4 separate regions of the Homo sapiens genome follow, and all the other regions are linked to region 2. A link is a loop called in an ENCODE intact Hi-C map of the cell type or tissue named here. Cell type or tissue: OCI-LY7. All regions are shown on one strand. Region 1 overlaps TBC1D9 (TBC1 domain family member 9). Region 2 overlaps TBC1D9 (TBC1 domain family member 9). Region 3 has its middle 52 kb from the start of TBC1D9. Region 4 has its middle 27 kb from the start of UCP1.

What was found. Hi-C counts contacts between places; a loop is a spot of excess contacts. Peaks named below come from ENCODE experiments on the same cell type or tissue, not always from the same donor. Only the 100,000 strongest peaks of a DNase experiment are listed, where the experiment ranks them.
Region 1: a loop joins it to region 2, with 6 times the contacts of the local background. A loop is called at or near these places in 11 of 110 quality-filtered maps.
Region 3: it touches region 2 in a loop (4-fold over the local background); 5 of 110 quality-filtered maps call a loop at or near these places.
Region 4: it touches region 2 in a loop (7-fold over the local background); 2 of 110 quality-filtered maps call a loop at or near these places.

Annotation. Positions count from the first base shown.
Region 1 is chr4:140,617,960-140,625,959 of GRCh38, reverse strand. It overlaps TBC1D9 (TBC1 domain family member 9), which reads left to right. Exons shown (of 21, transcript NM_015130.3): 19 at 1,572-1,646; 20 at 1,741-1,844; 21 at 3,043-5,178. The coding sequence ends at 3,765. Among named protein-coding and RNA genes, the nearest start is that of UCP1, 53 kb to the right of the region's middle. RefSeq lists an enhancer at 7,150-7,753. In OCI-LY7, no CTCF peak of the experiment used is centred here; DNase peaks (open chromatin) are centred at 4,589 and 4,869; H3K4me3 peaks cover 2,127 bases; H3K27ac peaks cover 5,521 bases.
Region 2 is chr4:140,739,135-140,747,134 of GRCh38, reverse strand. The region is part of intron 1 of TBC1D9 (TBC1 domain family member 9); the gene reads left to right. It overlaps LOC124900786 (a long non-coding RNA gene), which reads right to left. Exons shown (of 3, transcript XR_007058282.1): 3 at 1,696-1,764. Among named protein-coding and RNA genes, the nearest start is that of TBC1D9, 13 kb to the left of the region's middle. In OCI-LY7, CTCF peaks have their summits at 3,502 and 3,704 (motif pointing left); DNase peaks (open chromatin) are centred at 2,364, 3,634 and 4,534; H3K4me3 peaks cover 2,436 bases; H3K27ac peaks cover 2,857 bases.
Region 3 is chr4:140,804,579-140,812,578 of GRCh38, reverse strand. No RefSeq gene overlaps it. Among named protein-coding and RNA genes, the nearest start is that of TBC1D9, 52 kb to the right of the region's middle. In OCI-LY7, a CTCF peak has its summit at 4,940; DNase peaks (open chromatin) are centred at 4,118, 4,508, 4,878 and 5,259; H3K4me3 peaks cover 2,666 bases; H3K27ac peaks cover 5,053 bases.
Region 4 is chr4:140,591,556-140,599,555 of GRCh38, reverse strand. No RefSeq gene overlaps it. Among named protein-coding and RNA genes, the nearest start is that of UCP1, 27 kb to the right of the region's middle. In OCI-LY7, CTCF peaks have their summits at 4,184 and 4,392 (motif pointing left); a DNase peak (open chromatin) is centred at 4,415.

The DNA of each region.
Region 1 (8,000 bases), 120 kb after region 2:
TTGCATGGAAATGTTTCAGGTACGGGTAAAATAAGTAAGCCAAAACTGTCTTAGAATCTTACCATATAAAGATAACTAATAATTCACCTTGAAATATTTCAGTTTTTTATTCAAATTGTACACATACACACCACAGATATATGTATATAGAACTGGGATCAAACTACCTATACAGTTTTGTATCCTGCTTTTTTTACTTGAAATCCAGTGAGAATATTACTTTGTCATTAAAATTTCTTTGAAAATGTGGTTTTTAAATGGCTATATAGTATCCATTGCATGGACTTACCATACATTAAATATTTTTTAAAAATCCACTTGTTGCCTACATCATTTTCAACATTAAGAGGGGAGGAATTTCCCAACAACACATAGTACACTTTCCTCACTGTGTCTTAAAAGCTACTGAGATTAATTTGACACGTAATACAGTAAAGGCCACATCTCTGTCTGACCAGCCAGCTTTGGGTGGTTGAAGAAGTGCTGGAATGCACCCTAACAGCCAACAAACTGCATGGGAAACTGAGGGCATTGTACACCTCTCTATTTTGAAGTCCCTATGTGCCCTGTAATGTCTCGTTTTAAGAAGACAAAACAGTTATAAGTGGGTTCCTTAAAAGTCATATTTTTGAAGTACCAAATTATAAATCTGAAGTAGTTTTATAGCATGTAACATTTTAGCAAAAAAAAAATTTTCTCTCTTCTGCCAACATAGATTTTAATTTCCTTGAAAGAGTGAGTTCTGGATCTTTTGCAGGGTCTGGCAAAAAAAATCTGTCTCATATATGCAAAGTTAAATGATAATGTAGAAAAGACAGGAGAGAAATCAACATTCATTGGGGCAAGCACTACCATTTTTTAAGTACTAAAGGCTATGTGGCATTATCCCATTAATTTTTTTTTTTTTGAGATGGAGTTTTGCTCTAGTTGCCCAGGCTGGAGTGCAATGGCACCATCTCAGCCCACTGCAACCTCTGCCTCCTGGGTTTAAGCAATTCTCCTGCCTCAGTCTCCCGAGTAGCTGGGATTACAGGCATGTGCCACCACATCCGGCTAATTTTTCTATTTTTAGTAGAAACAGGGTTTCACCATGTTGACCAGGATGGTCTTGAACCCCTGACCTCAGGTGATCTGCCCACCTTGGCCTTCCAAAGTGCTGGGATTACAGGCATGAGCCACGCTGCTTGACCCTCCATTAATTTTTTATTGTACACTGAACCCCAGCTGTGAGAAAGAATTCTGCGGAGGTCCTTTACCTGGAGATAGTGTTGTCAGATAAAATTATGGGACATGTAGTAAAATTTGAATCTCAGATACAAAATAATTTTCTTAGTATAAGTATGTCCCCTCTAATGTCAGGGTTATACTTATCCCCCCCAAAAATTGTTGTTTATCTGAAATTGAAATTTAACTGAATGTTTTGTTTTGTTTTGAGGAGTTTTTTTTTGTTTGTTTGTTTGCTAAATCAGGCAACCCTACTTAGAGAGTCTTCTATTTTCCACTACAAATGCTAATTCCATGGTCATATTATATAACATTCTACTTTTTTCTTCTGAACCATTTCTTGGTAGTTGTTGGATTGGATAGCAGAAGCAAACAGGGTGCAGATGATGGCTTTGTTACGGTGAGCCTAAAGCCAGACAAAGGTAAGGATATTCTCTTCTATATGTTTACCTTCTTGCTGGTTGTACACTTGTTTTTTGGCCTGTAAGCACTTATTTCTTGACATTTGGGTTGTAGGGAAGAGAGCAAATTCCCAAGAAAATCGTAATTATTTGAGACTGTGGACTCCAGAAAATAAATCTAAGTCAAAGAATGCAAAGGATTTACCCAAATTAAATCAGGTAAGTGCTTAAAGTTCAAATCATTCGCTTCAAACCTGGACACTCTTTTTTCTATGACTGAAAAGTCATCGATAAATGTAGACTCAATACCCATCAAAAATAATAACTGGGGCCTTTACTTAGTATCCATTTGGACCTATTTTGTGCATGTATTTATGCATCAAAAATATGCTCCATTGTGAAAAAACGACTTCCTCAGAGGAAATGTGAACCACAACATATTCCATTTTGAGAGTAAATGCATCTTATTGCAATCATTAAAAATACCCTCAGATACTCGAAAGACAAACACATTGCTGTTTTCAGATCACCGTGCTTAGCTATAAAGGTGTCTGCACATTTTCCTTAAAAACCTGGTGAAATGAGGAAGAAAAAAACAATATAAATAATTATAGGCTGAAAATGCTAAGTTTTGTAATTGAAGAACAGAAGTCATCTGGGTGGAGACTGAAAGCACTAAAGCATTACTTCTGTCCAGGGAGATGGGGCATGTGTCGTGGGAGGAGGGATTGGAGCTAACCTTGGAAAAATTGAGGTGCATGCTAAAGTGTGTAGACGTGAAAATAGATGAGTCTCGGATTTCCTTAAGATGTTTCAAAAAGGGAAAAGAGAACAAGAAAAAAGTTACTGAGCCAAATGTATGACATAGTCCTTCTTGACTCGAGGTGAGCTGTACATGGATGTTTACTTTTTCATTCCAACTTTCATAGATGTTGGAAAATTTTCAAATTAAAAAATTGGGAAAATAAGCTGGGTGTGGTGGCTCACACCTGTAATTCCAGCACTTTGGGAGGCCAAGGCAGGAGGATCACTTAGCCCAGGAGTACAAGACCAGCCTGGGTAAAATGGCGAAACCCCATCTCTACAAAAAACGCAAAGATTAGCAGAGTATAGTGGTGTGTGCCTGGGGGGCTGAGGTGGGAGGTTCATGTGAGCCCAGGATGTTGAGGCTGCAGTGAACCGTGATTGCACCACTGCACTCCAGCCTGGGCGACAAAGAGAGACCCTGTCTCAAAAAGAAATAAAAATTAAAAATAGAAACATCAATAGGAGACTTTAAACATGTCCATCCAGCCTAGGCGGAGGACTTTCCAGGGATCTTTAGGCGTTCTCATTTAAATGGCTTTACAGTCCACTTCAGTGCTGCCTTTCTGCTCCCCCAAGATTTCACATTGTGTTTTTCCAAATCGCTTTTCAGGGGCAGTTCATTGAACTGTGTAAGACAATGTATAACATGTTCAGCGAAGACCCCAATGAGCAGGAGCTGTACCACGCCACGGCAGCAGTGACCAGCCTCCTGCTGGAGATTGGGGAGGTCGGCAAGTTGTTCGTGGCCCAGCCTGCAAAGGAGGGCGGGAGCGGAGGCAGTGGGCCGTCCTGCCACCAGGGCATCCCAGGCGTGCTCTTCCCCAAGAAAGGGCCAGGCCAGCCTTACGTGGTGGAGTCTGTTGAGCCCCTGCCGGCCAGCCTGGCCCCCGACAGCGAGGAACACTCCCTTGGAGGACAAATGGAGGACATCAAGCTGGAGGACTCCTCGCCCCGGGACAACGGGGCCTGCTCCTCCATGCTGATCTCTGACGACGACACCAAGGACGACAGCTCCATGTCCTCATACTCGGTGCTGAGTGCCGGCTCCCACGAGGAGGACAAGCTGCACTGCGAGGACATCGGAGAGGACACGGTCCTGGTGCGGAGCGGCCAGGGCACGGCGGCACTGCCCCGGAGCACCAGCCTGGACCGGGACTGGGCCATCACCTTCGAGCAGTTCCTGGCCTCCCTCTTAACTGAGCCTGCCCTGGTCAAGTACTTTGACAAGCCCGTGTGCATGATGGCCAGGATTACCAGTGCAAAAAACATCCGGATGATGGGCAAGCCCCTCACCTCGGCCAGTGACTATGAAATCTCGGCCATGTCCGGCTGACACGGGCGCCTTCCCGGGGGAGTGGGAGGAGAGGGAGGGGAGGGATTTTTTATGTTCTTCTGTGTTGAGTTTTTTCTTTCTTTCTTTTAAATTAAATATTTATTAGTACCTGGCTTGAAGCCTAGTGTTTTCATAATGTAATTCAATGAAAACTGTTGGAGAAATATTTAAACACCTCAATGTAGGTACATTACACTCTTGTTGCGGGGAGGGGATTTACCAGAATACAGTTTATTTCGTGAATTCTAAAAAACAAAAAGATGAATCTGTCAGTGATATGTGTGTATTATAACTTATTAATCTTGCTGTTGAGCTGTATACATGGTTTAAAAAATAGTACTGTTTAATGCTAAGTAAGGCAGCAGTCATTTGTGTATTCAGGCTTTTTAAATAAAATTAGAGCTGTAAGGAAAATGAAAAGCCACAAATGCAAGACTGTTCTTAAATGGAAGGCATAGTCAGCGAGGGTAAATCCTATACCACTTTAGGAAGTATTAAAAATATTTTTAAGATTTGAAATATATTTCATAGAAGTCCTCTATTCAAAATCATATTCCACAGATGTTCCCCTTCAAAGGGAAAACATTTGGGGTTCTAAACAGTTATGAAAGTAAGTGATTTTTACATGATTCCAGAATAACACTTGTATTGACCAATTTAGACAGATACCAGACCAATTTTGCATTTAAGAAATTGTTCTGATTATTTACGTCAACTCATTAGAATTCAGTGAAAAGTAACAGTCTTTTGTCACAGAGAATCTGAAAGTAGCAGCAAAGACAGAGGGCTCATGACAGGTTTTTGCTTTTGCTTTGCTTTTGTTTTTGAAAGAGTAAAAGTACTGATGCTTCTGATACTGGATGTTTAGCTTCTTACTGCAAAAACATAAGTAAAACAGTCAACTTTACCATTTCCGTATTCTCCATAGATTGAAGAAATTTATACCACATATCGCATATGACCATCTTTCCATCAAATCAATGTAGAGATAATGTAAACTGAAAAAAAATCTGCAAGATAATGTAACTGAATGTTTTAAAAACAGAACTTGTCACTTTATATAAAAGAATAGTATGCTCTATTTCCTGAATGGATGTGGAAATGAAAGCTAGCGCACCTGCACTTTGAATTCTTGCTTCTTTTTTATTACTGTTATGATTTTGCTTTTTACAGATGTTGGACGATTTTTTCTTCTGATTGTTGAATTCATAATCATGGTCTCATTTCCTTTGCTTCTTTGGAATATTTCTTTCAACACATTCCTTTATTTTATTATACATTGTGTCCTTTTTTTAGCTATTGCTGCTGTTGTTTTTTATTCTATTTACAGGATGATTTTTAAACTGTCAAATGAAGTAGTGTTAACCTCAAATAGGCTAAATGTGAACAAATAAAATACAGCAAATACTCAGATACAGCTTTTTATCTTTGTGCTTGAGTTCCTGCCTAAGGCAATAACATTATTCTTTTGACAACTTTTGCAGGGGAAATTATATCAGGCAACCATTTTGATTAAGTAAATAAATTTTATAGGCAAACATAGAGAGAGAAATACAATTTGTAGTATATCAATGACTATATTTAAAATAAGGAATATAATTGTTATCAGTTATCTAACTTAAAATGCTTATCCATAATGATCAGTGATATTCAGCTTTTTAAAATATGCTTGTTGGTTGCATGTCTGTCTTCAAAACCACAATGAGATACCATCTCACACCAGTCATTAAAAAGTCAAAAAAGAACAGATGTTGACGAGGTTGTAAAGTAAACAACACAAATATACCGTTGGTGGGAGTGTACCTTAGTTCAACCATTGTAAAAAGCAATGTGGCAATTTCTGAAAGAGCTAAAAACAACTACTATTCAACCCAGCAATGCCATTACTGGGAATATACCCAGAGGAATATAAATCATTCTGCTATAAAGACACATGCATGTGAATGTTCATTACAGCAGTGTTCACAATAGCAAAGACATGGAATCAATCTAAATGCCCATAATGGCAAATTGAATAAAGAAAATGTGGTACATATACACCACGGAATACTATGCAGCTATAAAAAACAAGATCATGTATTTTATGGGAACATGGATGGAGCTGGAGGCCATTATCCTTAGCAAACTAATGCAGGAGCAGAAAACCAAATGCTGCATGTTCTCACTTGTAAGTGGGAGCTAAGCGATGAGAGCACATGGACCCAGAGAAGGGAACAACACACACTGGGGCCTCCTTGAGGGTGGAGGGTGGGTGGAGGGAGAGGAACAGAAAGAAATAACTATTGGTTAATAGGCTTCGTACCTGGGTGACAAAATAATCTGTACAACAAACCCCCATGACACTAGTTTACCTATATAACAAACCTTCATATGTACCCCTGAACCTAAAATAAAAGTTAACAAAAAAAAATACTCATTCCATCTAAGTAATGACGGTGAAAATGCGTCTGTTTAATCCTTATTAACATGCTATAATGCCATTTGGTTTAATCAAGTAGCTAGTCATTTATTGGACTCTAAGATTATTACACGTGACTCCATGTGTTTTTATCTTTGATGTCTTAAATATGCCTCAAGAAATAACTGCAAAATCTAATACTCTCACCCACCTGTACTTTGCCAAAATCAGAGATAGCATTGAGCGGGAAATAAGAGTGTTTTGTTTAAATGTGTAGCCCTGGATATAGAAGAGGAGCCAGCATTTTCCATTGTCATTAAGAAAGTGACAGTAAATGAGTAGCAAGTCCCTCTGAAAGCCTGTCTCTATTAATATGCTGAGAATTCTGTTGCAATCTTGTCCTTATTCGTTCAAGCACATCATAGTGCTTTTCATCACAGCAGCAATATACTGCATAATGGCAGGTTTTAGTCTGTGTTTACTTCTAAAGGATGCACAGGGAGGAGCCTGAACCCTTGAGCTGAAATTTCCAGCTTCGTCTACGAGACAAATAGGCTCGTCCTCTCATTCGCTACATCAGAAGAACATCCTGGGGGAATTATTCCGCCCTCAGCTTCCAGAAGACAGGTGACACATTTCTAGTTGTTCATGGTTGTGTTATGCACTTTTCGTGTCTCCATGGATTACTCTCTTTGATTTCAACTTGTGATTTACCATCTTCTCTGTTTTTTGGGGGGTGTTTGTTTTGTAGGGGTTTTTGTTTTGTTTTGTTTTGTTATTTGTTTTTGCTTTTGAGACAGAGTTTTGCTTTTGTCACCCAGGCTGGAGTGTGATGGCACAGTCTCTGCTCACTGCAACTTCTGCCTCCGGGTTCAAGCAATTCTCCTGCCTCAGCCTCTGAGTAGCTGGGATTACAGGTGCCCGCCACCATGCCCAGCTAATTTTGTATTTTTAGTAGAGATGGGGTTTCACCATGTTGGCCGGGCTGCACTCGAACTCCGGACCTTAAGTGATCCACCCGCCTCGGCCTCTCAAAGTGCTGGGATTACAGACATGAGCCACCATGCCCAGCCATTATCATCTTCTCTGGCCACTTTACCCCCATCTCTGTCAGTCCTTCCTATGCTAATATAATAATGATGACACCAGTGCAGAGGAAGGGCTCAGTGTCTATATCTCGGTGAGGTTCCTGCTCCACAGCACTGGGTCCTGGCCTCAGTGGAGCTTTCACATAAGAACAAGCAAAAGAGAAAGCTACTGCTACAGAAAAGGAACAAAGCAAACCATGCAGAGTGTGGATGCGGGGAAGGGATGATGCCAGAGAAACCACAGATCTAAGGATATCAGGATATCACTGCTTAAGCACCACTTTGAAGCTGATTCTAGGGAGAAGCAGGATAAGCTATGTGGTAGAACCACAAAGAGAGCCACGGCCAATAAGGAGGCTCATGTCCCAACAGCATCCTCACCCCCACCAAGGTGACGCAGGCCGAGCACCCTGGCTTCTGGGCACAGGGCAACTCCCGCAGCCTGCTCTCTTCAGGGCAAACCTCTTTAGGAAGGGTGGTGAGGTTTCTCCTCCTCACTTTCCTGGCCCCAGAGACTCTATAGGAACCTCCCAATCTCAGTAGAGTAGCCTTGGTCTGGTCTCCAGCTGAAGCGTTGTCTAGGAGCCTGAACTTAAAGAGATTCTGCTTCTTGAACCTAGCAGGGAAACTGAAGTGGAGGTGTTGGCAGCTGCCTTATTTCCACTTCCAGTTAAGGGCTCCTCTGGTTGTGTATTTGTCATTACCCATCCTGTGAAAAGGCTCTTTTGTTACAGATTCAACTTCTAACC
Region 2 (8,000 bases):
CTCAGATGATCTGCCCATTTAGGCCTCCCAAAGTGCTGGGATTACAGGCATGAGCCACCATATCCAGCCTATTTAGTATTCTTCTTTATATGCATTTATTTATTTATTTATTTATTTTTTATTTTTATTTAATAGAGATGGGGTCTCACTATATTGCCCAGGCTGGTCTCAAAATCCTGAGCTTAGGCAGTCCTCCTGCCTCTGCCTCCCAAAGTGCTAGGATTATAGGCATGAGCCACTGCGCCCGTCCTATTTAGTATTCTTTACAAGACTGATATGCTTTGGCTGTGTCCCCACTCAAATCTCATCTTGAGTTGTAGCTCCCATGATTTTCACTTGAGTGGGAGGGACCCAGTGGAAATAATTGAATCATGGGGGCGGTTTCCCCCATACCGTTTCATGGTAGTGAATAAGTCTCACGAGATCTGATGGCTTTATATGGGGAAACCCCTTTCGCTTGGCTCTTATTTCTCTCTTTGCTGGATGCCATATGAGACGTCCCTTTGCTCTTCCTTCATCTTCCACCATGATTATGAGGCCTCCCCAGCCATGTGGAACTGTGAGTCAATTAAACCACAGTCTTTTGTAAATTGCCCCCTCTCAGATATGTCTTTATCAGTAGCATGAAAATGGACTAATAGATTAATTATAATGGTGTATATTAATCTTATTTTCCTCTTATAACCACCCCCCATTTGAAAATCTAATAAAAGCTATGGACTCTACCTTGAGAAAAATGAAAGCACTCCAAAAAATTGCATGCAATTTTAGGAGTTTAATGGATCTCAGGTGAATTAGAACGTAGGGGCTTCAAGTTAAAATATCTCAAGAGATGGAGACAGTTTCTCGTTATACAAAATCAAATGTGTGATTCCTTCAGTAAGCTGTTCTCTCAGAAATGTGTTTGTGTATCAACTATGTTTAGGGCGCTGAACTTTACAAAGATTTAAAAGAAAAAGCCAGTTTTTGTTGGGTCACATTATTAACCTTGAGATGAAACATGGGTGAACAAATTCGGGAGATTTGAGAACATAGGCATGGAGATGGTAAGAGTGCAGACTAATTAAGTCCATATCAAATTGTTCCATCTGAGTTAGAGCATTGGACTGTCCAGGAATTTGACATAGTGCATTCAGTGGAGACCTCCACAACTAGGGAGACTTTCCATTTTATAATCAAACAACCAAATAATTCCCAGAAATGTATGAGAAATAACAAAGTGATATTCATGAAGCCCTGACTGGTTAGGAGGTGTATGTTTTTAGGATAAATGCTTTCATCTTGCCAGCTTGTAAGTACTGTATTAGTAAAGTTGCAACTAGTAGTGCTTGTGTATTTATTTATAAATACACAGGGGGTTAGGGATGCCAATCCCCCATGCAGTCAAAAATCTGTATAATTTTTGACTCCCCCAAAACTTAACTCCTAATAACCTACTGTTGACCAGAAGCCTTACTGATAACATTAACAGTTGATTACACATATTTTTTGTTATATGTATTATATACTGCAGTCTTATTATAAAGCAAGCTAGAAAAGCAAGTGTTATTAAGAAAATCCTAAGGAAAAGAAAGTATATTTACTGTTCATTAAATGGAAGTGGTTCATCATAAAGGTTTTTGTCCTCATCGTCTTCACAAAGTTGAGTAGGCTGAGGAAGAGGAGTTGGAGGGATTGGTATTGCTGTCTCAGGTGACAGAGGCTGAAGAAAATCCCTGTGTGAGTAGATCCAGGCAGTTCAAACCCATGTTGTTTAAAGGTCAACTGTAATACAAAAGCAGTTAAAATTTATGTTAGCTCCTAATGGAACTTAATGTTATAATTGGTGTCAATGAAAAGAATCAAACTCTGTAAAATATTTAAAGAAGTCTATTCTGAGCCTAATATGAGTGACTGTGGTCCAAGGCACATTCTCAAGAGGTCCTGAGAACATGTCCAAGGTGTCCAAGGTGGCTGGGTTATAGTTTGGATTTATACTTTTTAGGGGGATGGACATAAGACATCAGTATATGTAAGGTGTAATTGGTTTTGTCTGGGCAGACAGGACTACTCAAAGAGGTGGGGCTTCCAGGTAACAGGTGGATTGAAAGATTTTCTGATGGGCAATTGGTTTAAAGAGTTATTATCTATAGATCTGGAATCAATAGAAAAGAGTGACTGGGTTAAGATAGGAGTTGTGAATAGAAAGGAGTGACTGGGTAAAGGTAAGGGGTTGTGAAGACTGAGATTCTTTTTTTTTTTTTTTTTTTTTTTTTAAACACTCTTGCTCTGTCACCCAGGCTGGAGTGCAGTGGCAAGATTTCGGCTTACTGCAATCTCTATCTCCCAGGTTCAAGCGATTCTCCTGTCTCAGCCTTTGAAGTAGCTGGGACTACAGGTGTGTGCCACCACACCCAGCTAATTTTGTATTTTTAGTAGGGACGGGGTTTCACTATGTTAGTCAAGCTGGTCTCAAACTCCTGACCTCAGGTGATCCACCCACCTTGGTCTCCTAAATTGCTGGGATTACAGGTGTGAGCCACAGCCAGGGCCCCAAGGCTCTTACGTAGATGAGGTCTCACAGGTGGATGCCCTTAGTGGGAATAGATGGCAAGTGTTTTCTACTCAGACCTTTAAAAGGTGCTAGACACCTAGCTAATCTCTTTAGGATCAGAAAAGTGACCTGATCTCTGTTTTAATGTTAATGCTGGTCAGTTGTGCCTGAATTTGAAAGGGAGAAGGGTATAATGAAGCATGTCTGAAAACCCACCTTCCCATCATGGCCTGAACTAGTTTTTTGGTTTCTTTGAAGTTCCCTTGGCTGAGAGAAAGGGTCCATTCAGTCAGTTGGGGGGTCAGAATTTTATTTTTGGTTTATATTGGTGACTTCTATGTGTTGGGGTGGGCAGTAGTCTATAGCTGTGTGTGGAGTTGGCTCATAATACATATTATTAATAGGAAAATGCTGCTGACAGGAAACATGACCAGACAAAAGCAGATTTTGCTTGCTTGTCCCATGAATCCCCCCCACCTCCATCCCATTATTATTATCAACTTTAAGATAATTTTGTTCACAGAATTCCATTGTCCATACCAATTTCTCTTGAGACTGATTTATTCTACAAAGAAACCGTGGGAATGAATGCTTATAATTTGTGCAGGATTTGACATGACATTTAACAACTTCTGGGTGTTTGTAAACTGGCCACAAAAACTAGGCAAGAAAAAATTTACTCCAAGCGTCCTAGAAATTTGAGGAATTTGAAAGGTTGAGGCAGACCTGCTGCTCTAGGGACACTGCATATCCTTTCTGCTTTGCCTTCCTCATGCACAGAGAGGACCCACTTTATGAAGAGTCAGATTGTGAATTGTGATATGGTTCCCAGGCCTGACCACAAAAGCCTGTTTTGTAGTTATGTACAGAACAGGATTTGTAATTATGTGGACCTAGGCAGCTTACAATGCCAACAGCTGTGGTAGGTACCACCTTGAGTTCTGAGTCTTGGAGGTGGAAGCCCATGCCTGCTTCATGGCACAGCAGTGTGCAGGGAATGCCACAGACAAAAGCCCTGAGGGTGGCTCTTTGCACAGCGTCTTTGTGTTCTCTGCCTCCCTCACTGACTTCTACTCTTTAGTCCTTCACTTAGTAAGCAGACAGCTGGATTCAAATCACAGCTCCACCTGTTGGACATGTGATTTGCAAAGTTTCTCTTCCTCTCTGAGCTTAATTCCCTTATTTAAAATGTGGCTTAATAACGTTTTAGCACCCGTTATGAAGAATCTGAGATAAGTCATGTAAAATACAGGAAACATAAAGAACCATTCATAGATGATTGTCCCATCATTGTCCTCCCTTGGTGATGATCTCATGTAGGTATTAGGAGGCAACTGGCTCTAATTCACAGCAATGTGTGAGTAATGGAAGAGTTCTGCAGTTTACAGAGACATTACATTTTCTGAAGGATGCTGTTAAAGCAAATGGATATCTGTCTGATATTTAGGCAGTTTGACAACATTAAGTCAAATACTCAGGCTTTTTGGAGAAGATAATTTTTGATCAGCAACCTTAAATTGTTTCTACGTAACTCCTTCCATCTGTCCTTCCCTCCTTCCTTTCCTCCTTCCTCCCTCCCTCCATCCCTTCCTTTCTCTCTCCTTCCTTCCCTTCCTTTTCCTCCCTTCCTGATACTGTATGTACATTTTGAAAGCTCTACCAGTAAAAGGTAGTTTCTTTCTTTCTCTTTCTCCTCCTCCTCCTCCTCCTCCTGCTCCTCCTCTCTCCCCTGCCCCTGCACCTTCTTTCTTCTCTCTTTTCTCTTCTGTTTCCTTCTTGCACAAATAGTCCTCTCTGAGAATGGCAAACTGGAATCACCAGGGAGAGGACTGGAGTGGGAAAGACAGGAGGAGGGGTCACCTTTTCTCTTTGGGGGTTTGTGGGGAGTGTGTGTATGTATAGTTACTAGAAATTTGTAATTTGAAAACATCCTCTACTAGTGAAACTAGAGAACTGTGAAGAAGTCAATAACCCACCTTCTGCTTTTCTTTGTTTTCTTTTCTTGTCAGATGTGCATTCTAAAAAGCCCAGTGGATGAGTCAGTCTTTTTTTTTTTTTTTTTTTTTTTTTGAGACAGAGTCTCACTCTGTTGCCCAGGCTGGAATGCAGTGGTGCAATCTCGGCTCACTGCAACCTCCACCTCCCAGGTTCAAGCAATTAGCCTGCCTCAGCCTCCTGAGTAACTGGGACTACAGATGCCCGCCACCATGCCCAGCTAATTTTTGTATTTTTAGTAGAGACGGGGTTTCACCATATTGGCCAGGCTGGTCTCAAACTCCTGACCTCATAATCCACCTGCCTCAGCCTCCCAAAGTGCTGGGATTACAGGTGTGAGCCACTGTGCCCGGCGAGTCATTTTTTAAGGTGTTCTGCAATTGCCACTGGCTTCTAGTTGATTTCAAATGGCATGTCACAGTTTTGCTGTTAGCTTTGTTGATGAAAAAATCCAAACTCTGTAAAATATTTAAGGAGATTTATTGAGCCAAATGTAAGGACCATGACCCATGACACAGCCTCTGGAGGACCTGAGAACATGTGCCCGGGGTCATTGAGTTATAGCTTGATTTTGTACATTTTAGGGGCACAAGTTACAGGCAGACGTGAACCAACCCATGTAAGGTGTACATTGGTTTGGTCTGGAAAGGTAGGACAACTCAAAAGGGAGGGGGCTTCCAGGTCATATGTGGATTCAAAGATTTTCTGATTGGCAATTGATTGGAAGAGTTAAGTTATTGTCTAAAGACTTGGAATCAATAGAAAGGAGTTTCTGGGTTAAGATAAGGGGTTGTGGAGATCAAGATTTTTATTATGTAGATGAAGCCTCCAGATAGCAGGCTTTAGCGAGAAAGATGGTAAATGTCTCTGTTTTGTTTTTGTTTTTATCTGGACAGGGTCTGGCTCTGCCGCCTAGGCTAGAGTGCATTGGCATGATCTCTGCTCACTGCATCCTCTGCCTCCTGGACTCAAGCCATACTCCCACCTCAGCCTCTCAAGTAGCTGGGACTACAGGCACATGCCACTACACCTAGCTAATTTTTGTATTTTTTTGTACAGACAGGGTTTCACCACATTGCCCAGTCTGGTCTTGAATTCCTGAGCTCAAGCAATCCGCCTGTCTCAGCCTCCCAAATTGCTGGGATTACAGGCGTGAGGCACCACACCTGGCCTGATAAATGTCTCTGATCAGATCTTAAAAGGTGCTAGATTCTTAATTAAATCTCTTCTGGATCTGGAGGAGATTTGGAAAGGGAAAGGGATTCTCTGCAAAATGTAGATTTCCCCCACAAGAGATAGCTTTGCAGGGCCACTTTAAATATGTCAAAGAAATATTTTGGGGTAAAATACTTCAATTTCTTTCTTTAGGGCCTGCTATTTCTCATGTAATGCTATACTAGAGTCACGTTGGAGTTTGGTATCTTCTTCCTACAAAGAATCTGTTTTGTAAGTCTTCAGATCTCTGTTTTAATGTTAATACTGGTCAGTTTTTCTGGAATTCCAAAGGGAGGAGATTATAATGAGGTATGACTGACAGCCCTCACCACCCCACCCTGCTCTATTCTTCCTACCATGGCCTGAACTAGTTTTTCAGTTTACTTTTGAAGTCCCTTGGCTGAGAGGAGAGGTCCATTCAGTTGGTTGGAGGGCTTAGAATTTTATTTTTGGTTTATAGGTTATTTACATATTCTTTCAGGGAACATTAGATTGCTAGATTTTCTAGTTGTGAGATCCACTCAGGAAATCCATTAAGATTTTCCTTCTAACTCTCCACTGGAGATCTAAGTTAGGAACTTTCATTTGGATGAAATTGACAGCCAAAATGAGTGATTGAGGTATAAGTCTCACTCCTCTCTATTTATTAAGCCAGCTTTAGGGCATGTCTGGGAAAAACACTAGCACAGACACATCTGTGGCTGTTTTTCCAAAGAGGTTTTCCAGAGGTTTAATATGTTTACATTTCCTTAAAGCAGGGGAAGGCATGTGGGAAAAGGGGAAGGTATGATGTAAGGCAATGGTTACATTCCTGGGACACTTTAATTAGTGCCTAGTGAACCTGCATTTTACATAAGATAAGGTGAATGTTTGAAGAGAAAGAGCGAGTAAAGGGGGAGTTCATTATGTAGACCCTCTCTGGGTAGGTGGAGGAAATGAACCTTGTCTTTCTCCTGCACCCAGGAAGATGAGATTGTAATTGGGTATTACTGGTGTGGAAAACACTTTAGTTTTAGGAGCTAGACTTAGATTGTTGACCTCAAGTTAAAATTGTCTGTCCCTGTTTTTGGAAATCCAGAAAAGAATTTACTTATTAAAGATCTTTTAGAGCAGTCCTTCAGCAGATGCCTGAGGCCTTTTACCTTTCCATGGGAACTTGGCTAATACATAGTGTTAGGAACAGCTATTCATTTGGAAGAGGCCTGTTGTATGACTCAGCCTCTGGACTGAAGTTCAGGGGTCTAGAGATTATTAATCAGGGGCCTAAAATCAACTCTTTTACTTTATATCTGGGTGCAAGGAGCACAAAGCTAGATGAAGTTCCATGAGGTGATGTCAGAAATGCACACCCATAACTGTACCTCCACTCCTACCTTTTCAGCTCCATTATTCTAAGGCATGCTGGACAGATACTTGCTAGAGTGAAGATCAAGCAGAACATTAAGGATTTGGTCTCTGTTTACACTGAACAAACAAAAGGGAACTCTTGTTTATCTAATTCTGTTTCTTCTAGATTACTTTTAATGCTTCTGTTTAAAAAAAATTTTTTTTTTCAATATGATAGGGTCTTGTTATTGCCTAGGCTGGTCTTGAACTCCTGGCCCCAAGCGATCCTCCCACTTCAGCTTCCCTAGTAGCTGGGACTATAGGCATGTACCGCTGTGCCCAGCTTTAATGCCTCTTAATAAGGAAAATTCTACATTTTGGTAATATGTACAAATGAATTTTTAAAAATTCATTTTATAATTAGCATAGACAATATATAGACAGAAGAGCTAAAATTTGCCGAAAATCTGTGATTCAGGCATCCTGCTGAGAACTTTTTCATTCTTTAATTGATTGTCATAATAACCTTGTAGGTTAGATATTATTCCCCTTTATATATGAGGAAACTGAGTTCTCAGAGAAGTATTTACCTGAGGAAACCCTGGTAGCATAGGCAGAGCTTGGATTTGTACTCATTTTTGATTGAGTTTAGAAAAAGAAAAGGATTAAAATGGGATATTATTTTTACAAAAGGAGGGAGGAAGATGATCTTACAGTGCATCCTTTAGAAAGCTAAAGGAAACTTGGGCAAAGTGAGTTCCAGTCTTAAAAATTCAGTTTTGAGCCAGGTGCGGTGGCTCAGCCTGTAATCCCAGCACTTTGGGAGGTGGGCAGATCACCTGAGGTCAGGAGTTTGAGACCAGCCTGACCAACTTGGAGATACTCCGTCTCTATTAATAATACACAGTTGGCATGGTGGCACACGCCTGTA
Region 3 (8,000 bases), 65 kb before region 2:
TACACTAACTGATTTCATCTTTATAAAAATACTATGGGATAGTCATTATTTGTATCCCCCTTTTGCAGGTCAGGAAACTGAGTGGTGAAGCAAGTCACCCAAGGTCACTGTTAAGGGCAGAGTTATGCCCACCCACCTGCCAAAAATTTCCGAGTTCTGTCCCCCTCTCAGTACCTCAGAAGGTGACCTTATTTGGGAGATAGGTGACTCGGGAGATAAGGGATTATGGGTAAATAAGTTAAGACAAGGTCATTAGGTTGGCCTAAATTCAATATGACTGGTGTCCTTATAAAGAGGGGAAATTTGGACACCAAATTTGCATGTGCAGAGGAAAGACCATGTGAAGACACAGGGAGAAGACATCTACACGTCAAAGAAAGAGGTTTCGGAAAAAACCAGCTCTGCTCACACCTTGATCTTGGCCTTCCAGCCTCCAGAACTGTGAGGAAATCAATGTTTGTGGTTGAAGCCACCCAGTCTGTAGGACTTTGGTATGGCAGCCCAAGTTGACTAAGACAGTCACGCAGATAGGTAGATGACATCTGTTGAAGAAGGTGTAAGTTCAGAGCTCAGAGTAATTGCTGCGACAATGTCATGGAGGAGAAATAAATGTCAGCTAGAGGATTCAGCACCAACCTCGCTGTGGAGATGGCAGTTGAACAGGGCCTTGAAGAACTATAGAGGTATCCTCCAGGATGAGAAAAATAACAAGTGCATCTGCAGGGAGTGGAGGAGGACAGCCCAGGATGCACGGTCTCTGCAAAGTGAAGTGGGGCATTGCTGGGGCTCCAGGGGGTGTGAGCCCACTGTCAGCCCCAAGCCTGCTTCTCTAGTTGAATGCCCTGGGGAGGGGGCATAGGAACCTGCTGGCTGTGGCAGCCAGTGCAAAGAGGAGCCCACCAGCTGGGTGTGGGAGCTGGAAACTGTCCCATGCAGGGAGGCTTTTAATCTCCCTCAGCAGCTTCGGGAGCCTTGGCCTCCAGGGAGAGGTGCCTTCTGCTCTCACTGGGAGGCTCCCATCTGCTCACCACCCTGTGAAAATCCACAGCCAGGACCTGGGTGACGCCTCTGCTTTTTGACCTTTCCCATGTAGAGAGCTTAGTTTATTTGTTTTCTACTCTAATTATAAGATATTTCTAAACGGCTCATCCACTAAAACCTCTGTTTGTTAGTCTAGCAGGTAGCGAAGCTCCCCTGTTTAAAATAAAATATACTTCTCTTGCCTTTCCCACACTGTGAGGGTTAATTCTATGTGTCAGCTTCACTGGGACACAGTGCCCAGATATTTGCTCATTTTTCTAGATGTTTCTATGAAAGTATGCTTTTTGGGATGAGATTAAGATTTAAGTCTGTGGACTTTGAATAAAGCAGGTTACCCTTCACGATGTGAGTGTGCCTCATCCACATTCTATTGAATGGGAGGGAAGGAGGGAAGGAGAGAGGGAGAGAGAGGGAGAGAGAGAGGGAGAGAGAGGGAGAGAGAGGGGGAGAGTGAGGGAGAGAGAGGGAGAGAGAGAGAGAGAGAGGGAGAGGGAGAGAGAGGGGGAGAGTGAGGGAGAGAGAGGGAGAGAGAGGGAGAGAGAGGGAGAGAGAGAGAGAGAGAGAGGGAGAGAGAAGGAGAGAGAGGGAGAGTGAGGGAGAGAGAGGGAGAGAGAGAGGGAGAGGGAGAGAGAGAGAGGGAGAGGGAGAGAGAGAGAGGGAGAGGGAGAGAGAGAGAGGGAGAGAGAGGGAGAGTGAGGGAGAGAGAGGGAGAGAGAGACAGAGGGAGAGGGAGAGAGAGAGAGAGGGAGAGAGGGAAAGGTGGGGAGAGGGAGAGAGGGAAAGGTGGGGAGAGGGAGAGAGGGAAAGGCGGGGAGAGAGAGAGATTGATTGAGAGAACTGACAAGGGCTGTGAAAGATGTTTAGCATGAAAAATTACTAAAAAAAAAAAAAAAATCAGAAGGGAGAGTTTTGTTTTTACATTTTCCTAATTAATTACCAAGACATAAACCACACCTGATCCATCAAATAGAAAATGACTAAAGAGGATGAAATGTGCCTTTCAAGTGATACAAATCTATGCATAGTCAGTATGAACAATAGCTAATACAGATGGGCAGGGAGACCAGGTAGGTACGATGGTGTAGTTGAAGTGGCATTGTCAGCCAGGTGCAGTGGCTCATGCCTGCAATCCCAGCACTTTGGGAGGCTGAGGCAGGTGGATTGCTGTTCCAGATGAGGCTAGGCAACATAGCCAAACCCTGTCTCTACAAAAAGTACAAAAATTAGCCAGGTGTATTGGTACATGCCTGTAGTCCCAGCTACTTGAGAGGCTGAGGTGGGATGACTATTTGAGCCCAGGAGGCAGAGAATACAGTGAGTCGAAATCGCACCACTGCACTCCAGCCTGGGCAACAGAGCGAGGCCCTGTCTGAGAGAGAAAGAGAGAGAAGAGAGAGAGAGAAAAGAAAGAAGAGAGAGAGAGTTGTCATGTTATATCGCAGAGCATTTTTTAAAAATAGGTATTTTCTATACTGTTGCAAAATGTGTATTTTTTTTTTAACTCTGAAAGAGAAGAAATAGAGCTGTGGCTTATGTTTCAGGATTTCTGCAACTGATTCCAAGTACAATCAGGTCGACAATAGTAGAATCTGTTTTTCAACTAGGAAGTTGTGGGGAGGAAGACGAAGTTCCTGTATTCCTTTCTTTCCTCTCCCGTGAGGCTATGTTCGTACTGGATTACATAAAGGAAGCTGCAGGCTGGTCAGCCTCCATCTCAGAGCTGTGACCTTGCTGGATCTTGCTGCTTTGTGGAGCAGTGCTTAATATTTAGGGCCTTAAATTGAAATCAGGCACCCGAACAGATATTTGTACACCCTTTTTTTTTTTTTGAGAAGGAGTCTTTCCCTGTCGACCAGGCTCCAGTGCAGTGGTACAGACTTGGCTCACTGCAACCTCCACCTCCTGGGCTTAAGCAATTCTCCTGCCTCAGCCTCCCAGGCAGCTGGGATTACAGGCATGTACCACCATGCCCAGCTAAGTTTTGTATTTTTAGTAGACAGAGGGTTTTTGTCATTTTGGCCAGGCTGGTTTCAAACTCCTGACTTCAAGTGATCCGCCCTCCTCGGCCTCCCATAGTGCTGGGATTGCAGGCATGAGCCACCGTGCCCGCACCCGGCCTGTACACCCATCTTCATAGCAGCATTATTCACAATAGCCGAACAGTGTAAACAACCCAATCCGCAGATGAATGGCAAAACAAAATATGATGTAGAATAGACATACAATGGAATAGTATTCAACCTTAAAAAGGAAGGAAATCCTTATAAGTGCTAAAACTAAGTGAACCTAAGTGAAATAAACCAGACACCAAAGGACAACTATTGTATGATTGTACTTATATGAGGCACCTAGAATAGTCAAGTTTATGGAGACAGAAAGTAGAAAGGTAGTTACCAGGGACTGGAAGAGGCGGGAATTTAGAGTTGTTTAATGAGTACAGAGTTTTAGTCTGGGATGATTAAAAACTTCTGCAGATGAATGGTTGTGATATTTGCAAAACAATGTGAAGGTATGTAATGCCACTGACCTGTACGCTTAAAAAAGGTTAAGATGGGGCCGGGCATGGTGGCTCACGCCTGTAATCCCAGCACTTTGGGAGGCTGAGGCAGGCGGATCACAAGGTCAGGAGATAGAGACCATCCTGGCCAACATGGTGAAATGCAGTCTCTACTTAAAAAAATACAAAAAAAATTAGCCGGACGTGGCGGCGGGCACCTGCAGTTCCAACTACTCGGGAGGCTGAGGCAGGAGAATGGCATGAACCCGGGGGGACGGAGCTTGCAGTGAGCCGAGATCATGCCACTGCACTCCAGCATGGGCGACAGAGCAAGATTCTGTCTCAAAAAAAAAAAAAAAAAAAAAAAAAGGTTAAGATGGTAAATCTATGTGATAAGACAAAAACTTCAGCTGAATTAAATTTAAAGAAGTTTAATTGAGCAATGAACTATTCACAAATCAGGCAGCCACGTGGTGGAAGATTCATGGACAGAATAAGGAAAGGGAGGTTCGGAAACAGCTGGATTGGTTACAGGTCTGCATTTGCCTTATTCGAACACCGTTCGAACGGTTGGCTACATTTCATTGGCCAAAACTTGGTGATTGGCACAACTGTAGGCTATGGTCTGTTTACACCTCCACTTGTTATAGTTTACAATGTACAGCAAAACCTTTAGGCTGAACTTAAAATACGTAAGGAGGCAGCTTTAGGCTAAACTTGATTTAACATATGTGTCTTTTACCATAATTCTAAAAGAGAAGATTTAGGGCTTCAGGGTTAGCCCAATCTGCGTTCAAATTTATGTCTACCACTGACTAATGATACTGCTTTGACCTTGACCAAATTTGTTAGGCTAAGAGCCAACTTCCCCATCTCTGAAATGGAGATGATAGTATCACCTGCTTTACAATGTTATTGTAAGGGTAAATAGCACAACATATGTAAAACTCTGAGCCCAACACTCAGCAGATGGAAATGTTGAAAGAATGTTGTTTATATTATTAGCTGTTATCTTCTGGGAGAAGAGAACTGAAACCTCTAAGAGGAACTAACAGTTTGCAATGCTCTGCTTTCTTTGGCTGAAGTTTTCATGACCCTCTGCATAAATAAACGAGTTTAAAAAAAAAAATCTTCTCAGTTGTGCAGATGTTCCTTTCCAAATATCCAAGTTACTCCAGGAAGCAGGAGAAAACAACTCCAAATCAGAGAAGACTGGACACATGAGTAGAACAGGAATAAAGTAAACATATCTTAAAATGCAAATAAACATTATCTGCAATAATGCAAAATGAACTTGCAACCATCTCGATTAAATGGGGGAAGAAATCCTGTAGAGTCTAACAACCAGGAGGTGGTACACGGCGATTAGCTGTCCAGCACCCTTTAACTTAGGCTGGGTTTAATGCTACTAACAGTCTATTTAGTTAGTATGCCCTCCACTGTTTGAGTTTAGAAAATGTGACAATATTCATAAGTTCCGCCAAGGTTGGTTCTTCTGTCCTACTTTTCCCATAAAACCTGTTACCCCACCATGGAATTTCCTACTACTTTTTAGGCTAAAGTTTCCGGAAAATAACATTTAAGTTTTATGGAGGGAATTTTGTTGTATCATTGGTTACTTTCTAAGTGATTGTTTCTTCCCAGTACATTTAATTTAACTGTCACCAGTTACACTCGAGTAACAGAGAACTCTGTTTTCTATCTGCAGTCTTCCCTTTGACTGTATCAAACAATGCAGATCTTCAGCTCTGCCACTACGCCAATATCTCCCAGCTCAATCCTTGGTCTTCAACAAACAGGATTTCCACTTACCTGCTCTAACACCTGAGGATAGATGAATATTTTCCTGCTTACCCAACACACTTTGACCCAAACTTAATCTACCAGTGTCTTTGCTAACCAGCTCACCTATGCTGCCTGGACCTCCTGTTTCCAGGTGGGAAACCAGGACTGCCATATAGAACCCATGGCCTGATGGCAGCACCTGGCTCAGCTTGCCAAGCTCTATGCTTAGGGAGGTGACTTTATCCAGTTTTCACAAAAGTTCTGCCCAGGTTGTAAATGGTCTAGTGGACGATCACAGATACCGCTATCTGTAGAACCTCTCTTTGCCATCTGGGTCACATCCAGTCGGTTGCCAAGTCCTGAAAATTATACCTCCTTATTAATTCCCACATTTGTATTCTCTGAAAAGCCCTGCTCAAGCCCTCAGTATTTCATGCCCTACACACAAAGTTCTAAATCATAGAGTATCAAAATATTCTATGGAGCTTTATAAAGTGCACACTCCCCAGCCCCATTTCTGGAGACTGTAAATCCACAGATCTGGGATGGGGACCGGGCATAGTTATTTTTAAAAAGCTCTACAGACAATTTTGATGTATGACTCTCTCTGGTTGAAACTACAATATTCAGCCTCTGGTCCCTCAACCCCCTCCCTCCCAACCATAGTTGACCATTTAAACACTGCTGTCCAGTGCATCTTCACTGTGAAGATGGTACTGCACTCTTGATCTTTGGGACAAAATTTAGAATCAGAACAATAACCAGAGCATATACTCTTTCCTCTTAAAGATCGCAAGTGATGAGGTTAATGACGCAGTTGGAGAAAATTCTGGTCTGACTAACACTTTCATTAGAAACTTGGTTGCTCTGCTTGGCTGGCTAGGTGTTTGTTTCTCAAGTTTCTCTCCATCCTGGCCATTGCTATCCTCTATCACTAAGACCATTGCAATAACCTTCTAACCGGTTTCCCAACCTTCTGTTTTACTTCCTACTCTGCACTGTCACAAGTGAATCCATTCTCTGCACTGCCCACAAGTGAAATCATTCTGGACGTAAATTTTAGCAAAACATTAATTATGTTTAAAATTCTACAGCGATTTCCCAGTACCTTGTGAGAAATTCCATACTCCTACCAAGGCCTTCCCAGAGCTGGCCCATGACTAATTCTCTTGCCTTATGGCTGGCCTTTATCCCTTATGTCCACTAGGCTCAAGGACCCAATAAAGTTCTTGTAGGTCCACAAATGCTTTGTGCTTCTCATCCCTGCACCTTTCTTAATTTTTTTTTAAAATAGGGATGGGATCTCACCATGTTGACCAGGCTGGGCTTGAACTCCCGGACTCAAACGATCCCACCTTGGCCTCCCAGACTGCTAGGATTACAGGTGTGAGGCCATCACACCTGGCCATCCCTGACCTTTCAACGCACTGTTCCTCTATCTAAGATATTCTCTCCAACATATCCCCTTTCCCTTTCATCTGACCTATTTACCACTCATCTTCCAGCTTTCAACCTTCAACACTTCCTCACAAGTCCTTCCCTGGCCTTTTTTTAGGATCAGCCCCTTTACAGTGTGCTGGGATGGCATCCATAGTTCTCTTATCATCTCATCATCTTAATGGCTCCTTTAGTGTCTGTTTCCCCCATTAGACTGCAAACTCCCTGAGGGTAGGACCATGTGTAAGTTTATCACTGCTGTATCCCCATGTCTGAAGTGGGCACATGGCTTGTGCTAGATACATGTTTACTGGAATAATAAATGTTGAGATCAGCAGAAAAATAAAATATGTTGGTAAGCATTTTTATGTGAAACAATTAAATAAAGTATATATACATCTATTGATCCAATACTCTGTGCTAGACATTTTTCTAGGGCCTTGGAAAACAAAAGAACAAGATGGGTTCTCTGACCTCCTGGAGCTGACAATTTAATGCAGGAAATCAATGACTATAATCCAAGTCCACCGTAGCTTCAGTAAAGGTTATAAAAAGTGCCTAGAGTTTTATATATCAACTCTGGAAAAAAGCAGTGCTATAAATATCTAAAACAATGATTCTTGAAGGTGGGCTCAAACTATCCCATAGCCTTCCATATGTATTCTTTAGGGGCTGCCTGGGTTCCTCTCCCAGCTCCACTATTTTTTATCTGTGCAACTTGGAGCAAGTTACTTAACTTCTCTGTACTTCAGATTCATAATTTCTATTAGTACAAGGATTAAGAAATTAATGTATTAAAGTGTTTAGCACAGTGCTTGTCACATACTAAGGGCTCAAAATGTGAGTTTTCATCATTATTATCAAGACTTAATACAGGTGGGTGCCAGTGGTTCACGCCTGTAATCCCAGCACTTTGGGAGGCCAAGGCAGGCGGATCACTTGAGGTCAGGAGTTCAAGACCAGCCTGGCCAACATGGTGAAACCCCGTCTCTACTAAAAATACAAAAATTAGCCAAGCATGGTGGCATGCACCTGTAATCCCAGCTACTAGGGAGGCTGAAACAGGAGAATCACTTGAACCCAGGAGGCAGAGGCTGCAGTGAGAGAGATCACACCACTACACTCCAGCCTGGGCAACAGAGCATGACTTCGTCTCCAAAAAAAAAAAAAAGACTTCATAGTTACAGGAAGTTTCTAAGAATAAAATTTGATGTTTGTTGGTCAGGCACAGTGGCTCATG
Region 4 (8,000 bases), 150 kb after region 2:
AAGGAGTCCAAGCTTAAGACCACTCCAAAGTACCTAAATTGATTACAGAGACATCTCCAATAAGTCATCTAAAATACTTATTAATGGTAATAAATCACCTCACTCACTAAGTCAAAGCTATTCCCTTTGCAGATGCAATAGCCAATAATACAGTTATAGCATTAATTGAAAATATAGTGTCCAAGTTTAAAATCATTAAAAAGCTATCCCAAGCCCTAGACATTAAATATCATACTCCTTGGCACCCATCTTCATTAAGGAAAGTAAATAAGACAAATCAGATTTTAAAGAACCACTTAACCAAATCAGTTCTAGAGACTCAGTCACCATAAACCAAATACCTTCCTGTTGCCCTGTTAAAAATCTGGACTGCCCCTCAGAAAGTATAAGCCTTTCTCCTTATGAGATAGTCTAGAGAGTGCCTTATTTACACTCCACTGCTGACATTCCCACATTTAAAACAAAAGACCAATTCCTCAGGAATTACATACTTGGTCTCTCCTCTACTTTCTCTTTTCTTGAAACCAAAAGTCTCATAGTATAAGTGCCATCTCTAGAGTTCCCGGCACATCAGCATCAGCCCAAGGATCACGTCCTCATCAAAAGCTAGAAAGAAGGAAAACTCAAGCCAACCTGGGAGGGACCTTACCTAGTGCTTCTAACCACTGAAACTGCAGTCTGGACAGCAGAAAAAGGATGGACCCATCACACCCAAGTCAAGAAAGCACCGCCACCCCTGAAGTCATAGGCCATTATCCAAGAGGAGAACTCCCTCAAACTAAAGCTAAGAAAAGTTTAACTCTCTTTCATCTATTCTATTATTCTTTCTTCTTTCCTCATTCTATTGCTGACCTTGTTATCAAGGTAACTAAGTCAGACTCACCCCATATCATTACCTTTGATGCTTGCCTTGTTATACCTTGTGAGGAGTACGAACAATGGCAAAGGCAAATCTCTACTTTAGAAAAATATCTCTACCACTTCAGAGAAGCCACTGACCCTGCGCCTTGCTCATGGCGGAGGTACCAAGACACCCCAAGTTAAGAAATATGTTCTCAAAAGGCAGATGTCATCCTAACCACCAGAGAACATGGCAGGACTTCCCCACAAAAGGCTGTACCAACCTAAATCTTACCTCTGCCTTTCCAAAAGAACCACCCCCTCTAACTGTCAACCTTACCGTTGGATCAGTGATTATCTCCATTAATGCCCCTACCTCCACCAACCCTGCACCCCCTTTAGAATGCTTTTACAGCTTAGGAGCAGAGGACAATAGATACGACCCTATAGGCTTTTTCAAAATATGCTTTATTGCCCCCCTTCCCTTCTCCTTCTAAACCTTCTACCCTGCCCGACAACAATGCCAAAGTAAATATTGTAGAAGTGAAGGATCTAAGACAAACTCTAGCAGTTGAAACAGGATATCAAGATGTAAATGCCTGGTTGCAATAGATCCAATATTCCATCCACATGTTAAACAAAAGCAATTGTTATGCTTGTGCGCATGGCAGACCAGAGGCCCAGATTGTCCCCTTTCCACTGAGACAGTCCTTCAGTCTACCAGACATAAGCTGTATAGTAGCTCTTTTCCAGGATTCCACAGCCTGTGGCAACAAGTCATGCCAAGCTCTCTCTCTGTTACATCCTGAAGTTCAACACCCTGAAGGCAGCCCCCAAGGGCCATCCAGCTTCCATCTCCCAACATCAATTTCACCTTGTGTCTCACACAACAGGGGGAGAACTTGGTATTCCTTAGAAGCTTAACAAGATGTAGTGAGCTCAAGCCCTTCCAAGAGCTTACCCATCAGTCTGCCCTTAGTCATCCTCGAGCAGACGTATAGTAGTATTGCAGTGGACCCTTAATGGACACTCTGCCAAGTAACTGGAGCAGCACTTGTGCTCTTGTCCAATTGGCTATCCCTTTCACTCTAGCATTTCATCAACCAGAAAAAGAAAAACCACAACACTGAAAAATAAGAGAAGCCCCTTATGGGTCTTTTGACTCTCAAGTTTACATAGATGCCATTAGAGTCCCACAGGGAGTGCCTGACAGATTCAAAGCCCATGACCAAATAGCTGCAAGATTTGAATCTATATTTTTACAGATAACTATTAATAAAAATGTAGCTTAGATAAATTACATCTATTATAATCATCAGTGGTTTATTAATTACACCAAGGATGCTATCAAAAGAGTAGCTGGCCAATTAAGGCCTACTAGCCAAATGGCTTAGGAAAACAGAATAGCTCTAGACATGTTATTGACCAAAAAGTAGAGTTTGTGTTATGATTAAAACCCAATGTTGTACCTTCATCTCAAACAACAATGACCCCAATAGGAGCATAACAAAGGCCTTGCAAGTACTTTTCGCTTTATCCAATGAATTAACTAAAAATTCTAGAGTCAATGACCCTATTTCAGGATAGCTAAGAAAGTAGTTTAGTAAATGGAAAGGAATCATAGCCTCAATTCTTATTTCTCTTGCTGTCATAATAAGTGCATTCATTCTTGTTAAGGTTGTGTCATACCATGCATCTGTAGGCTCATACAAAGGATTGTACAAACAGTACTTACTAAAGCTTCCCTTATTTCTCTTCCACCTTATTCAAGTAAGCTTTTCCTTTTAGAAAATCAAATCGAACGGCAAAGCCAAGACTTGTTAAAAAAGTTTGAAGAGGCCGGGCATGGTGGTTCATGCCTGTAATCTCAGCACTTTGGGAGGCCGAGGGGGGGTGGATCATGAGGTCAAGAGATGGAGACCATCCTGGCCAACAGGGAGAAACCCCATCTCTACTAAAAATACAGAAAAAAAAAATTGCCAGGAGTGGTGGCAGGTGCCTGTAGTCCCAGCTACTCGGGAGGCTGAGGCAGGAGAATCACTTGAACCCAGGAGGCAGAGGTTGCAGTGAGCCAAGATAGTGCCACTGCACAATCTTGAAGATAACATCAGAAAAACACTTCTGTACATTGGCTTATGCAAAGAATTGATGACCAAGAACCCAAAAGCAAATGCAACAAAAACAAAAATAAATAAATGGGATCTAATTAAACTAAAAAGCTTCTGCACAGCAAAAGAAATAATCCACGGAGTAAATAGACAACTCATAGAGTGGAAGAAAATATTCACAAACAATGCATTCGACAAAAGACTAAAATCCAGAATCTATAAGGAACTCAAACAAATTAGCAAGAAAAAAAAATTCCATCAAAAAGTGGGAAAAGGACATGGATAGACAATTCTCAAAAGAAGATATACAAATGGCCCACAAACATAAGAAAAAATGCTCAACATCACTAACTATCAGAAAAATGCAAATTAAAATCACAATGTGATACCACCTTACTCCTACAAGAATGACCATAATTTAAAAATCATAAAATAATAGATGCTGGTGTGGATGTGGTGAAAAGGGAACACTTTTACACTGATGAGGGAAATGTAAATTAGTACAACCACTATGGAAAACAGTATGGAGATTCCTTAAAAATTTAAAAGTAGAACTACCATTTGATCCAGCAAGGAAAAGAAGTCATTATATGAAAATGACACTTGCACATTCATATTTACAGCAGCACAATTTGTAATTGCAAAAATATGGAGCCAACCTAAATGTCCATCAACCAATGAGTAGATTAAAAAAAATGCAGTATATATACACCATAAAATACCTCTCAGCCATAAAAAGAAATGAAATAATGGCAATTGCGGCAACTTCTACGGCGTTGGAGACCATTATTCTAAGTAGAGTAACTAAAAAATGGAAAATCAAATATCGTATGTTCTCATTTATAAGTAGGGACTAAACTATGAGGATGCAAAGGCATAAGAATGATATGATGGACCTTGGAGACTCAAGGAGAAGGGTGGGGGGGATGAGGCATAAAAGACTAATGGCACAGTGTACACTGCTCGGATGACAAGTGCCCCAAAATCTCAGAAATCACCACTTAAGAACTCTCCATGTAATAAAAAATCACCTATTCCCCAAAAACTATTAAAATAACAAAATTTTAATATAAATAAATAAACTATGAATCAGAAGCCCTGTAACAGGGGTGTGATAGGGAAACGAATCAAGTTCCTGCCTACCTAGGATGGGGAGCAGGTACACCACCCTTACCCCCTCTCAGAGGCTCCAGGCACTTCACCAGGAGCTCCTCCCAGCCACCCTCAGCAGGGCTGGTGCCTGCACTTGCCACTGGGGTATTCATGGGCAAATCAGGGCCTCAATCTCTGCCCAGCTGTGTTTCCCCACTCCCACAGAACAGGAAGCTCAGAGCACCAGGCACTCCACTGTCTAGTCCTTCACCTGAAACAACAGAGAGCACCTCACAGTAAACAAAGAACAGGTACACACCTACCTGCTTGTGCTGCAGCTGACTCTTACCCACAAGCACCATCTACTGGCCTGTAGGGCAAACCACACAGCCCAATATAAAATCCGCCAATAGAAGTGCATAGGGCTATAGAAACAAAGCCCAAAGACTCTACCCAATCCACTCCTCTCCAGATGAGAAGGAACCAGTGTAAGAATTCTGGCATCATGAAAAACCTGAATGTTGAGGTACCACCAAAGTATCACTATGTCTCCAGCAATGGCCCCTAATCAAAATGAAAACCCAGAAATGACAGATAAATAATTCACCAGCACTTTGGGAGGCCAAGGCAGGCGGATCACAAGGTCAGATCGAGACCATCCTGGCTAACACGGTGAAACCTCGTCTCTACTAAAAATACAAAAAATTAGCCAGGCGTGGTGGTGGGCGCCTGTAGTCCCAGCTACTCGGGAGGCTGAGGCAGGAGAATGGCGTGAACCCGGGAGGCGGAGCTTGCAGTGAGCCGAGATCGCGCCACTGCACTCTAGCCTGGGCAACAGAACGAGACTCCGTCTCAGAAAAAAGAAAAAGAATTCAAAGCGTGGATTGCAAGGAAGCTCAACAAGATCCAAGATGGGGCTGAAAATCAACACAAAGAAACTTCAAAAGCAATGCAGGAAACGAAAGAAGAGATAAACATCTTAAGAAGAAATCAATCACAGCTACTGGAACTGAGAAACTCATTTAAGAAATTTCAAAATATAATGGAAAGCATTAACAAAAGGCTGCATGAAGTAGAAGAAAGAATTTCAGAGCTTGAAGACTGGTCTTTCAAACTAACCCAGCTGGACAAAAATAAAGACAAAAGAACATTAAAAAATTAACCAAGTCTCCAAGAAAGATGGGATTATATAAAGCAATGAAACCTGCAAATTATTGGCATTCCTATGAGAGAAGGAGAAAAAATAAACAACCTGGAAAACATATCTGAGGAAATAATTCAAGAAAATTCCCTAATCTTGTTAAAGAGGTAGACATCCAGATACAAGAAATCCAGAGGACACCTGCCAGATAATATACAAAATGAGCATCACCAAGGCATATAGACAGAGACTAAGTTCAACCCTAAAGAAAAATTCTTTAAGGCAGCTAGAGCAAAAGGTCAGATCACATACAATAGGAACCTCATCAGGCTAAAAGAGGACTTCTCAGCAGAAACCTTACAAGCCAGAAGAGATTGGGGGCCTCATTTTTAGCATTCTCAATGAAAAGAAATTCCAACCAAGAATTTAATATTCCACCAAACTCAGCTTAATAAGCGAAGGAGAAATAAAATCCTTTCCAAACAAGTAAACTCTAAGGGAATTTGTTAACACTAAACTAGCCTTATCAGAGGTCCTTAAGAAAGTTCTAAAGATGGAAATGAAAGAATAAATCTGGTACCACAAAAACACACAAGTGTATAACCACAGAACCTATGAAGCAACTACACCATCAAGTCTACAAAACAACCGGCTAACAACATGATGACAGGATTAAAACTACACTTATCAGCCGGGCACAGTGACTCACACCTGTAATCCCAGCACTTTGTGAGGCCGAGGTGGGTGGATCACTTGAGGTCAGGAGTTTGAGACCAGCCTGGTCAGTATGGTGAAACCCTGTCTCTACTAAAAATACAAAAATTAATTGGGCATGGTGGTGGGTGCCTGTAATTCCAACTACTTGGGGGAATGAGATAGGATAATTGCTTGAACCCAGGAGGCAGAGGTTGCAGTGAGCCGAGATCACACCACTGCACTCCAGCCTGGGTGACAGAGCAAGACTCCATCTCAAGAAAAAAACAAACAAACAAACAAAAAACCCTCACTTATCAATATTACCCTTGAATGTAAATGGTCTTAACACCCCACTTAAAAGGTACAGAGTGGCAAGTTAGATAAACAAGTCCCATGTGTCTTCAAGAGATCCATCTCATATGTAATGATACCCAGGGCTCAAAGTAAAGGGTTGAAGAAAGATCTATCACACAAATGGAAAACAAAAAAGAGCAGAGGTTGCCATTCTTAATATTGATAAAACAGACTTTAAACAAACAATGATCAAAAAGGTCAACAAAGGGCATTAAATAATGATAAAGGGTTCAATTCTACAAGAAGACGTAACTATCCTAAACATATATGCACCCAACATTGGAGCACCCAGATTCATAAAACAAGTACTTTTAGACCTATGAAAAGACATAGACAGCCACACTATAATAGTGGGGGACTTCAACATCCCACTGGATTGTGTTAGACAGATCATTGAGGCAGAAAACTAACAGAAATTCTGGACTTAATTTTGACACTTGAACAACAGGACTTAACAGACACCTACAGAACACACAACCCATCAACCAGAGAATATACATTCTTCTCATCTGCACACAGAACATACTCTAAGATCAACCACATGATCAGCCATAAAGCAAGTCTCAATGGATTCAAAAAAGTTGAAATCATACCAACCATACTTTCAAATCATAGTGGAATAGTAATACTAATCAATACCAGAAGATCTCTCAAAACCACAGAGTTACATGGAAATTAAATGACTTACTCATGAATGACTTTTGGGTAAACAATGAAATTAAGGCAGAAATCAAAAAATGCTTTGAAATAAATGGAAACAGAAGCATAACATACCAACATCTCTGAGATGCAGCAAAAGCAGTGTTAGAAGGAAAATTTATAGCTATAAAGGCCTGCATCAAGGAGTTAGAAAGATCTCAAATTAACAGTGTAATATTGAACCTAGAGGAACTGGAATAATAAGAACTAACCCCAAATCTAGTAGAAGAAAAGAAATAACTAAAATCAGAGCAGAACTGAGTACAGTTGAGACCCCAAAATCTATACAAAGGATCAACAAAACTAAAAGCTGGTTTTTTGAAAGGATAAACAAGATCAATAGACCACTAGCTAGATAATCAAATAAAAAAGAGAGAAGATCCAAATACGCACACTCAGAAACGACAAAGGTGTCATTATGACTGATCTCACAGAAATACAAAAGATACTCAGAGACTATTATGACCACCTTTCTGCACACAAACTAGAAAATTTAGGGGAAGTGGATAAATTCCTGGAAACACACAACCTCCCAAGGCTGAATCAGGAAGAAATCAAAACCCTGAACAGACCAACACTGAGTTCTGAAATTGAATCAAATAAAAAACCCAGCAACCAAAAAGAGCCTTGGACCAGATGAATTCACAGCTGAATTCTACCAGACATACAAAGAAGAGCTGGCACTAATCCTACTGATACTATACCAAATAATTGAGGAGAAGAAACTCCTCCTCAACTCATTCTACAAAGCCACCATGACTCTGATACTAAAATATGTCAAAGACACAACTAAAAAAGAAAAATACAGGCCAATATCCCTGCTGAACACAGATGCAAAAATCCTCAACCAAATCCAGAAACACGACAAAAAATTAATTGGCCATAATCAAGTGGGCTTTATTCCTAGGATACAGGGTTAGTTCAACACATATGCAAATCAATAAATGTGTTTCACCACATAAACAGAATTAAAAATAAAAACCATATGATCATCTCAACAGATGCAGAAAAAGCTTTTGATAAAATCTGACATCCATTCATGATAAAAACCCTCAACAAACTAGGCTTCA